Linked DNA regions of Homo sapiens: region 2 is linked to region 1. A link is an interaction called in ENCODE POLR2A ChIA-PET data of the cell type or tissue named here. Cell type or tissue: PC-3. All regions are shown on one strand.

Region 1 (5,000 bases):
AGGTGGGATGGCACTTGGCAAGTTCATGTTTGAGAAAGTGCACAGAGACCAGTAAGGCTGGAGGAGTATGAGAAGAGGGAGAGATCTGGCAGAAGGCCACACCTTGCAGGGTCTATAGGCCATTATAAAGACTTTGGCTTTGACCCTGAGTGAGATGCTGCACCAGTGGAGGGGTTGAGCAGAGGCATGACACAATAATTTTAATTGGCTTACATTTTAACAGGACCTCTCCACCCACTGTGTGAAGAACAAACAGTAAGGGCACAAGGGTAGAAGTGGGAAGACTAGTTAGGAAGCCATTGCAGTAACACAGGGAAGAGATGATAATAGCTCGGACCAGGGTAGAGTCTATGGAAGTGGTAAGAAGTGGTTTGATGCTGAATGAGTTATGAAGGTAGAGCTGACAATGTTTTCTGATGAACTGCATGTGGGGTGTGAAAGAAAGGCGTCAGGAAGGATGCCAGGGATGACTGCAAATATGATTTTGTCACTCCATCAATTCCCCATTGTTCTTAGGTTTGTACAAACCCCTTACCATGGATTATAAGGTCCTTCATGATCTGAGCCTCCTCCTCACCTCTCACCCTCCCCACACCATGGCTTCATCTTCAGCAACAGTGAAGAATAATACTATTTAACAGTTACTGAATGTTAACCTCATGCCAGGTCTGGGCTAAGCATTTTACAAATGCCATCTCATCCATTCTCCACAACAATCCAATGAAATGGATATTATTATTAACCCTTATTATTAATAGACTCATTTTACAAAAGAGAAAACTGAGGCACAGAGAGATGAAATAATTTGACCAAGGTCACACAGCTAGCACATAGCAGACCCAGAATTTGAAGCCAGGCATTTGATTCCAAAGCTGTTTCTTTAACCATTATGGGAGATGGAAATTTCAGTTCTCCAATCACTCATGACTTCACTCTCTTAATCCCTGTGCCCTCCCAACAGGCAATTCCCTGGGCTTAGAATATTTTTCCTCCCATCCCTCACACATTCCTAACCCTCGATCTTTGTCTGGTTAAATTACCCTCCTCTGGGAAGCCAAGTCGGGTGAAATACCCCTCGTCTGTGCTCCCACAGTTGCCTGGGCTTGTTCTGTTACGGCTCTGCCCACCCTGTGGCCAGGCTGTTTATGGACCTAGGTCTCCCTTACTAGACATGAGCTCTCTGTGCAGAGACCAGATTTACCTGTCTCATAGCTGTATCCACGAAGTGAAGAACAGTGGCTGGTATGCCAGCAGTCAGTAATTATCAGTTGACTGATCAATGGGACTGAGCCTAAACGTAGACATTCTACCTGTAAGAGGGATGCACTTTTAAATCCACCCTCTAATAATCTCCTAGGTCTGTGCTCCACACCGCTCTGCTTTCCCATAGCCCCTACACTACTACTTACATAGTAGATAATAACAGCTAGCATTCCCTGAGTGCTTACTGTGTGCCATGCACTCTCTCATTTAATCCCACCAACACATAATGAGATAAATATGATTACAATCTCCATTTTACAGATGAGGAAACTGAGGCTGTCTGAGGTTCAGCGAATCCCCCAGGGTCACAATGTGGTACTGGGATGCTGAACAAATAATTGCTGAATTGAACTGATAGCACTGGCATTACCCTGTGCCTGCTTTCTCCGTGTCCACCGATCTCAGCACAAAGCCTGGCGCAGAGTGGGTGTGCACTCACCAAGCGAGCAAAACCCAGTCCAGCCTGCGGCGGGAAAAGAGGCCTCCTCGCTCCTCTCCCCGCTCCCCCAGAGCTCCCTCTCCCCATTCATCTCCCCTTCACACCCTTAATAAAAGCCCTGAGATTGACCGATTGAAGGGTGTGATTTCCATGGGAGAGCAGCAGCATTTACATGGGAACATTCAAACAGGAACAGAATTCTTCCGCGAGGGCATGGGCTTCAGAAGATAGCTGTGGATAGAGAATTGCCGGGGGAGCGGGTGCCTACGGATGGGGAGCGATCCTTTATTTATTTATTTCCCTCCAGGAGCCTTCACCTTTCATTAAAACACCCTCCGGATGTAGGTGCAATCAAACATTCATTAGACAAGCAAGTTACATTTTTAAAAAACTAACAACGCCCAAACACACACACACACACACACACACACACACACACACACACACACACTCACGCAGCAATAATCAATCTGCGAAATGAAACCGGTCTTTCGGGCGAGAAAAGCAGCCTGTGTTTGTCTGTACCGCGCTCCCCAAGCCCTGCGTCCTCCAGGCGAACAGCCGGCAATGCCCCGAAGCCCGCTCCCCACCCCCAGCCAGCCGGCCGTGACACGAGGGGTCCTTCCACGCAGGCCCTCCCACTCCTTTCCTCGGCAGGGTTTCCCCACGGGTCTGAAGCGCACAGAGAGTTCTCGCATCTGTTCGCAAACCCTGACTCGAGGCTCAGAGCTCAGCACTGGGGGTCATCTGCCCAGGGCAGCGGGCATTTCCCTAAAGCCCTGTGGTTGGGGGAACGGGGATACCGGGCGGTTGACCGGCGAAGCTGGCAGTCCTCTGCCCCTCAATCAGGACCAGCTTCCTGGAGGAGGGGACAGCGGCGAAGCCGGGAATGGGGGCAAGGAAGTGGCTTGACAGATGGGGAGTGGGAGGCTCTTTCCAGCATATGGGGCCGCGTGGGCGGAAGGAGTCTGGGCCTGGCGGTGGGGAAGGGTGGGCACGGGGCTGCGGAGACGGTCCCCGGAGCGGGGACGCGGGCGGAGTGAGGGTGGGCGTGTGAACGGGACGGAGAGGGGAGGAGATAAGCCCCCCAAAGGTGGGGGCGGGGAGTGGGGGCGGCCTTGGATGCGCTCACCCGGGAGCCTGCGGAAGGCGCAGCACGCCGAGCGCCTTGCACAAGGGCGCCCCCTGATGGCATCTCAAGCGGCAGACACGGTTTCCATTTTCTTTTGACATCAATGTAACAAAATCCTCAATTGAGCGCTTCCTAGAAGCCTGGCGCTGGGCTGAGATCTCCTTTGGAAGCCACTACCGTGCCCATTTTACAGCTAAGAGAACGGAACCTCAGCGAGGTCATACAGCAAGAGCCAGGATTCCAATCCATGCATTCATTTACTCAACAGTTCTTAAGAAGTCCCTCTTGTAGGCTGGGGGCTGGAGGTACTGCAGTACACAGATGAACAGGTCCCTGGCCTCGCGGGGCTTATAGTCTAGGTGAGGAAACAGCATACAAGTAAACAAATAAATGAGCAAAATAATTTCAGTGCTGCGGAGGAAATAAACCAGGGTGTGGAGCTAGGCAGCAACTGTGCTCTCTCGGTTTCCCCCAGCCTGCCTCCCCCTCGCTGCTCCCTGGGGGACTGAGATTTGTCAGCCTTGGCTTCAAGGCAGGCAGCAAAGGAAGGTAGCTCTGGGGGTGGAACGAAGTGGGGGAGTGCAGATTCCCAAGGCCAAAAGCCGCTGTCATCTGGGTCCCGGCCACCCCCTCACATGTACTCCGACTAGCACCTGCAGCCCTAGACGTTCCCACTATGGCCAAGCATCTGAATTATTTCCTCATCTCAACCCGATGAGTTTTTAATCTGTCTTTATACAGCAGCCTGGCTGCCTGTGCTGGGATTATTACTGAGTTCTCTGCACATCGATCCCGCCTCCCCTGGCCGCTCTGACCAAGTGAGGCTCTGAGATGGCGGCGGGAGGGGTCTTGGCTCTGGAAAGATTTAGGGGAGTGCCAGTGCTTGCTGTGGGCTGGGGCCTGCAGCACTCAGGTGTCAGATGCCCAGGATTTCAGGGGCACTGCCCTCAAGGCTGGGCTGAGCCAGGGTGGAGGGGTATGGGTATGAAGAGGCAAAGTTTACAATTTGAGCTCAGGAGATGGGGCTGTTTCAGCAATACCAGGCTATTGTTTATTGGGGCAGCTTTGCAACTCGAAGGAGAAAGATGAAAGGAGGGAGGAGAGGCTAAGATTACCTGGGACAAGGGCAGAAGGTAGGGAGAAATGGCTTCTAGTCCCAGTTTTGCCACTTACTAGCATGTAAGTGCCCTTGCAAGCTTGTAAGTGCCCTCAAATGACTCATCTGTAAAATGGGAGTGATTGCAGTGTGTGTTCCATGAGGTAGTATGCACACAGAGCCTTCATACACTAAACACTCAATATGTCAACTATTATTAGCAGCATCATTATCTGTAAAATGGGAGTAGGAATCCTGGTTCTGCTTCCTGGAGATATCTCTCATGAAACTCAAATGGACACAGGCACCAGGCCCATGTGAGGGGCTATTGTTATTGATCCGCAATAAGGTCAACAACACCAATAATGGCATGAACAGGCATGAGGCAGGCACACATATTCTGTCGCTCCCACATTCAATCAGTGACAGACACACTCAGTCTCAGCCTTTCAGACGTGCAGCCTAGATACACCCTCTCCTGCCTTCGGATCAGCCTGATAGTGGGGAATGTGGGACAGAGGCTGCCACATGCGACTTTTCATTTGCCATGGTGCCAATGAATATTTGAGAGTGGCCTTTCAAGCATGCAAATCCGACCATCACACATGGCCCTGGACAAGCTCCAAACACCCTAGCATGGCCTGGGGCTGTCTTTTGCTCCTGCCTTGTCTTTCATCTCCTGCCCATCTTTCATCTCTTGCCTCTTGCACTCTGAGCTCTCTATGCTCCTGCGACATACTTGGCCTCTCTTGCCTCTGCCCTTGTATGTGTAATTCCTTTTTCCTGGGACTCTTTTCCCTTCTAATAGCTACCTCTTTGAGGACAGGGACTCTGTCGATTGGTTGGTCGATAGTAAATGATCTATAAATATTTGTAGAATTGACACCACCCCAGCTGACGTCCAGTGGCCTCATCTCAAACCTCACTTCTTAGGAAAGGCTTTCCCTGCTGCTAGGGCTAGGTAGAGCCTCTTGTTTTTCCTTCTAAAGCCTCCTGTACTTCCCCTGTGAAATTCACATGTTTGTATCTATCTCCTAAACTCAATTTCACAAGGGCAGGGAAGCTCCTTC
Region 2 (5,000 bases), 550 kb before region 1:
CTTGTAACTCTTGTTTTGCAAATAGCATATTTCTTCCTACCATGCCCTCAGGAAGAAAATATATTCCTTAATTTGAATAAACAACCTGTGATTCACGTTGGAGGGACTCTGTATGAGGACCAGAGAAAGGTCCATTTCCCAACACGTGCTGGAGGGGCCAGCTGAGAGTTGTTTGTGTCACAGGATTAAACTCCAGCTCATATTCTGACTTATTAAATATACCCAAGTCTTTTGGTTTCTCAGAGCCCTTCCTGCCAACTGCAGCAACCACAGGCGGATACCACTGTGAGCACAGCCCAGATGTGGGAGCGCGAGTGAGTGGAGAGAAATGCTGGGAAGACCAGCCGAAGCTTCAAACACAGGGCAGGCCTCCCTCAAGTGGAAACCTGGAGTCGGCGTGGCTGCCGCTCGGCTCTGGTCCTGACCCAGTGAGTGATAGGCAAGGTACCCACTCTTTCTGGACTCAGTTTCCTTCTCAAGAATTCGGAGATAACTGCAGGGCCTTCCTTCTCCGAGGAGTGAGGTAAATATGCCAAAGGAAGCTCACTCCAATGTGGATAAAGACAAAAGGGTGAATTGGCTCTGAGAGTCTCATGGGTTGAATCTGACTTGTGGACGTTTTTCAAAAAAACCAGCCTGGGCCCGGTGGCTCATGCCAGTAATCCCAGCACTTTGGGAGGCCAAGGGGGCCGGATCACCTGAGGTCAGGAGTTCAAGACCAGCCTGGCCAACATGGCAAAACCCCGTCTCTAGTAAAAATACAAAAATTAGTTGGGTGTGGTGGCGGCTGCCTGTAATCCTAGCTACTCGGGAGCCTGAGGCAGGAAGAATTGCTTGAACCCGGGAAGTGGAGGTTGTAGTGAACCAAGATCATGCCATTGTACTCCAGCCTGGGTGACAGAGCGAGACACCATCTCAAAAAAAACAAAACCAAATGTTCCCCAAATTTAAATTAGTTGCTAATATTAAAAAACAAAGAGGTTTTACTTTTTAAAAAATTCAGATACCCAAGAATTGGAAAATCTGACATCAGACAGGTTGCATCCCCAAAGGGTACAATGAACCAAAGCTAAGTACTGGCTAGCACTGACTTTAGACAGGGCAGAATCTTACCAGTTTACCACAGTCTCCACCACTCTCTGTTGTCAACCCTATTTTACATTCATCATTATCTAAATGTAACTTAAGTATTTTATTTGATTTTTCATATGTCAAAATTATAAGGTTTCCTTCCAGATTTCCTGTTTGTAAAATTTCACATAGTTCATTAAAGCTGAGCTTAGAGGATGTTCTCGCTTTGCAGATACTTTGTGTGTATGTTAGTTTGTTGACTGGATAATCCTGGTTCTTATAAACTTTTGGGTTTGGAGTTTTTACCATAACTCCAGAGGTAGCTGGCCAGCCTGAGAAGTGGCAGAGTACTAAGAGAAGAGAGGATACAGAGGGAATGTATGGCCCATACTCCACTCAGCCTTAAGATTAAGATCTAGGCTGGGTGTGGTGGCTCACACCTGTCATCCCAGCACTTTGGGAGGGAGGCCAAGGTGGTTGGATCACCTGAGGTCAGGAGTTCGAGACCAGCCTGGCCAACATGATGAAACCCCATCTGTACTAAAACTACAAAAAATCCGCCAGGTGTGGTGGTGCACGCCTGTAATCCCAGCTACTTGGGAGGCTGAGACTAGAGAATCACTTGAACCCGGGAGGCAGAGGTTGCAGTAAGCCAAGATCATGCCATTGCACTCCAGCCTAGGCAACAAGAGTGAAACTCTGTCTAAAAAAAAAAAAAAAAAAATTCCACAGTCACATGAGACCTGGACTAGACTTAAGTGGATGGGGATGGAAAGGAGGTAGTCTTTGCCACACTTAAGGTTTTTTTTGTTTGTTTTTTGTTTGTTTGTTTTTTTGAGATGGAGTCTCGCTCTGTCACCCAGGCTGGAGTACAGTGGCATGATTTCGGCTCACTGCAACCTCTGCCTCCTGGGTTCAAGCAATTCTCCTGCCTCAGCCTCCTGAGTAGCTAGAATTACAGGCATGCGCCACCACGCCTGGCTAATTTTTTTTGTATTTTTAGTAGAGACAGGGTTTCACTATGTTGGCCTGCCTGGTCTCAAACTCCTGACCTCAGGTGATCCTCCCGCCTCGGCTTCCCAAAGTGTTGGGATTACAGACGTGAACCACCACACCCCGGGCTGCCACACTTAAATTTTTTTTTTTTTTTTTTTGGAGATGGAGTCTCACTCCATCACCCGGGCTGGAGTGTGGAGTGCAGGGGTGCGATCTCGGCTCACTGCAACCTCTGCCTCCCAGGTTCAAGCAGTTCTCCTGCCTCAGCCTCCCAAGTAGCTGGGACTAGAGGCACATGCTGCCATGCCCAGCTAATTTTTTTGTATTTTTAGTAGAGACAGGGTTTCACCGTGTTGCCCAGGCTGGTTTCCAACTCCTGAGCTCAGGCAATCTGCCTTCCTTGGCCTCCCAAAGTGCTAGGATTACAGGCGTGAGCCACCGCGCCCGGCCACACTTAGATTTTAATCCAGCACAGGAGTCAGCAAACCTTGGCCAGTGAGATGGTCACCTGTGGGTTTTTTTTTTTTAACTTATTTATTTTTCTGCTTGAAGGGGACAAGCAAAGTCACCTATTTTTGAGAATAAAGTTTTATTGGAACACAGCCATACCCATTTATTGCCATATTGTCTATGGTTGCTTTTGCCTTAGGAAGGTGGCATTGAGTAGTGTCAACAGAGACCACGCAGCTGGCAAGTCTAATATGTTTACTATCTGCCCTTTTATAGAAAATGTTGCCAAGCCCTGATGTAGTACCTTGGGTTGCTAGGAACAGAGGCCCACCCAGGTTAGCTCTGTTTGTGGTCAGAACGTAACAGGAAATGTGCTAGATGCCAAGGGCATGAGCTACAGAAAAATCAGGCCTTGGCCAGGCGTGGTGGCTCACGCCTGTAATCCCAGCACTTTCAGAGGCTGAGGTGGGTGAATCACCTGAGGTCAGGAGTTCGAGACCAGCCTGACCAATATGGTGAAACCCCGACTCTACTAAAAATACAAAATTCGGCCAACGCGGTGGCTCATGCCTGTAATCCCAGCACTTTGGGAGCCCAAGGCAGGCGGATCACAAAGTCAGGAGATCGAGACCATCCTGGCTAACACAGTGAAACCTCGTCTCTACTAAAAATGCGAAAAATTAGCCGGATGTGGTGGCGGGCGCCTGTAGTCCCAGCTACTTGGGAGGTTGAGGCAGGAGAATTGCTTGAATCCAGGAGGCGGAGCTTGCAGTGAGCCGAGATCGAGCCACTGCACTCCAGCCTGGGTGACAGAGTGAGACTCCATCTCAAAATAAATAAATAAATAAAATAAAATAAATAAAAAATATAAAATTAGCCGGGCATGGTGGCACATGCCTGTAATTCTAGCTACTCAGGAGGCTGAGGCAGGAGAATTGCTTGAACCTAGGAGGTGGAGGTTGCAGTGAGCCGAGATCGTGCCATTGCACTCCAGCCTGGGCAACAAGAGCGAAACTCCATCTGGAAAAAAAAAGAAAAAGAAAAATCAGGCCTCAAGAAAGCTAAATCCCACAGGTTTTCCTTGTGGGATTTCTGTTTCTCTCTCTTTCTTCTCTGCTCTTTTTCCACTGCCAACCTTCCTCCACTTACTTTGTCTGTCCTCAGCTTGCACCAAGCTCCTCAGGACTACCCAGGCCCCATCTACATCATGCAATTCCCCAAATGGCCTTTCAGCTTTGGTTTCCATTGCTAATGGCCCCAGCCTCTGAGTTTCCCAATTCTAAACTCCCAGGGGAGGAATTTGATTGGCCCAGATCATCTTTTCAAGTCTATGGGCCTTGGAGATTCTTAGCTAGCCTGTGGCTGCCCCCTCCTCTCAGTCAGGGCTCTGTCCCCCTGCCATCAATATCAGTGACCATGGAGCATTGTCCCATGGAGCAGAAGGTGTTGTCCACTTAGCAGGGGTGGCAGGCATAGAGCCCTCATTTAGAAGGGAGTGCAGCAGGGCAGGAACACTTAGCTAACTCAACTTGTGAAAGACCTGGTCATTTATCAAAATCAAAGGTCATTCTTCTAGCTTGCTTATTCACAACATTGACTGAAAAGTGAAAGTCTGAATTATCAACATGCCCACTATGAGAGGTGGTACAGAGTCCTCCTGAAGTTTGCAGATGGGTATAAGGTCAGCAGAGGGAGAGAAGAGCCAGATCAACTGCCATCAATTGGTGGGATTTCAGACATTAGAGCCTTCTCCTCTCTAAACTGGCAGGAGAAGAAGGGGCAGGAGGAAACCTAGCCTGGCAGAACTTGTTCTGGTTCCGCCACAAACAAACCGGTGATGAATGCGTTACTTTCCTTCCTCCCACCTCACCCCAGGCCTCAGTTTCCCCACTGATTGAAAGCTTAGAGCCTTCCCAGTGATGATCAAACTGTGCCCTGCAGCACCAGCACTTGGAGGGCTTGTGACAACACATGCTGCTGGTTCCTACCCCTGGAGTTTCTGGCCCAGCAGGTCTGGGTTGGGGCCTGAGAATCTGCATTTCTAACAAGTTCCCAGGACTTGCTGATGCAGAGGACCCAAGCCCACACTTGGAGGGCCCCTGGTCTAAATCATCGCTAAGGCTCCTTCCAGCCATGGCACCCTGGTTCTAGTCTGCTCCTGGGGTTAGGTTTGGTGAGATTCCTGGTCAGTGTGGAGCACTGGGATTGTGTGCCAGGGAAACCTCTTGCTTGTGTTAAGAGGCCTTTCCTGAGCTGAGTAGAGATCTGATTGTGCCCCCCCCCCCCCCGCCACTACCACCTTTTTTTGCCTCTCACCACCACAAGGACCATTTTACCAGAGAGTCCTGGGCTCCAGAAATACCCAGCCGCCTTCCCAGTCTGCTGGAAAATGTTGACTTTCTGTTTCCCTCCTTGGCCAAATTTTGTGGGCAGCGTGGCTCCCCGACACGTAGGCCGCACAATTGGCTCTCACAACTCACTTC

The links. Peaks named below come from ENCODE experiments on the same cell type or tissue, not always from the same donor. Only the 100,000 strongest peaks of a DNase experiment are listed, where the experiment ranks them.
Region 2: POLR2A ChIA-PET joins it to region 1 with 11 read pairs; 2 of 35 experiments call an interaction of 5 or more read pairs at or near these places.

Annotation. Positions count from the first base shown.
Region 1 is chr5:141,700,201-141,705,200 of GRCh38, reverse strand. LOC124901092 (a long non-coding RNA gene) reads left to right here. Exons shown (of 2, transcript XR_007058973.1): 1 at 1-359; 2 at 1,525-1,835. Among named protein-coding and RNA genes, the nearest start is that of ARAP3, 20 kb to the right of the region's middle. RefSeq lists enhancers at 2,812-2,961, 3,550-4,050. In PC-3, a CTCF peak has its summit at 2,899 (motif pointing left); a DNase peak (open chromatin) is centred at 2,910; H3K4me3 peaks cover 1,614 bases.
Region 2 is chr5:142,249,398-142,254,397 of GRCh38, reverse strand. No RefSeq gene overlaps it. Among named protein-coding and RNA genes, the nearest start is that of SPRY4-IT1, 66 kb to the left of the region's middle. In PC-3, no CTCF peak of the experiment used is centred here; a DNase peak (open chromatin) is centred at 2,847; H3K4me3 peaks cover 53 bases; H3K27ac peaks cover 1,602 bases.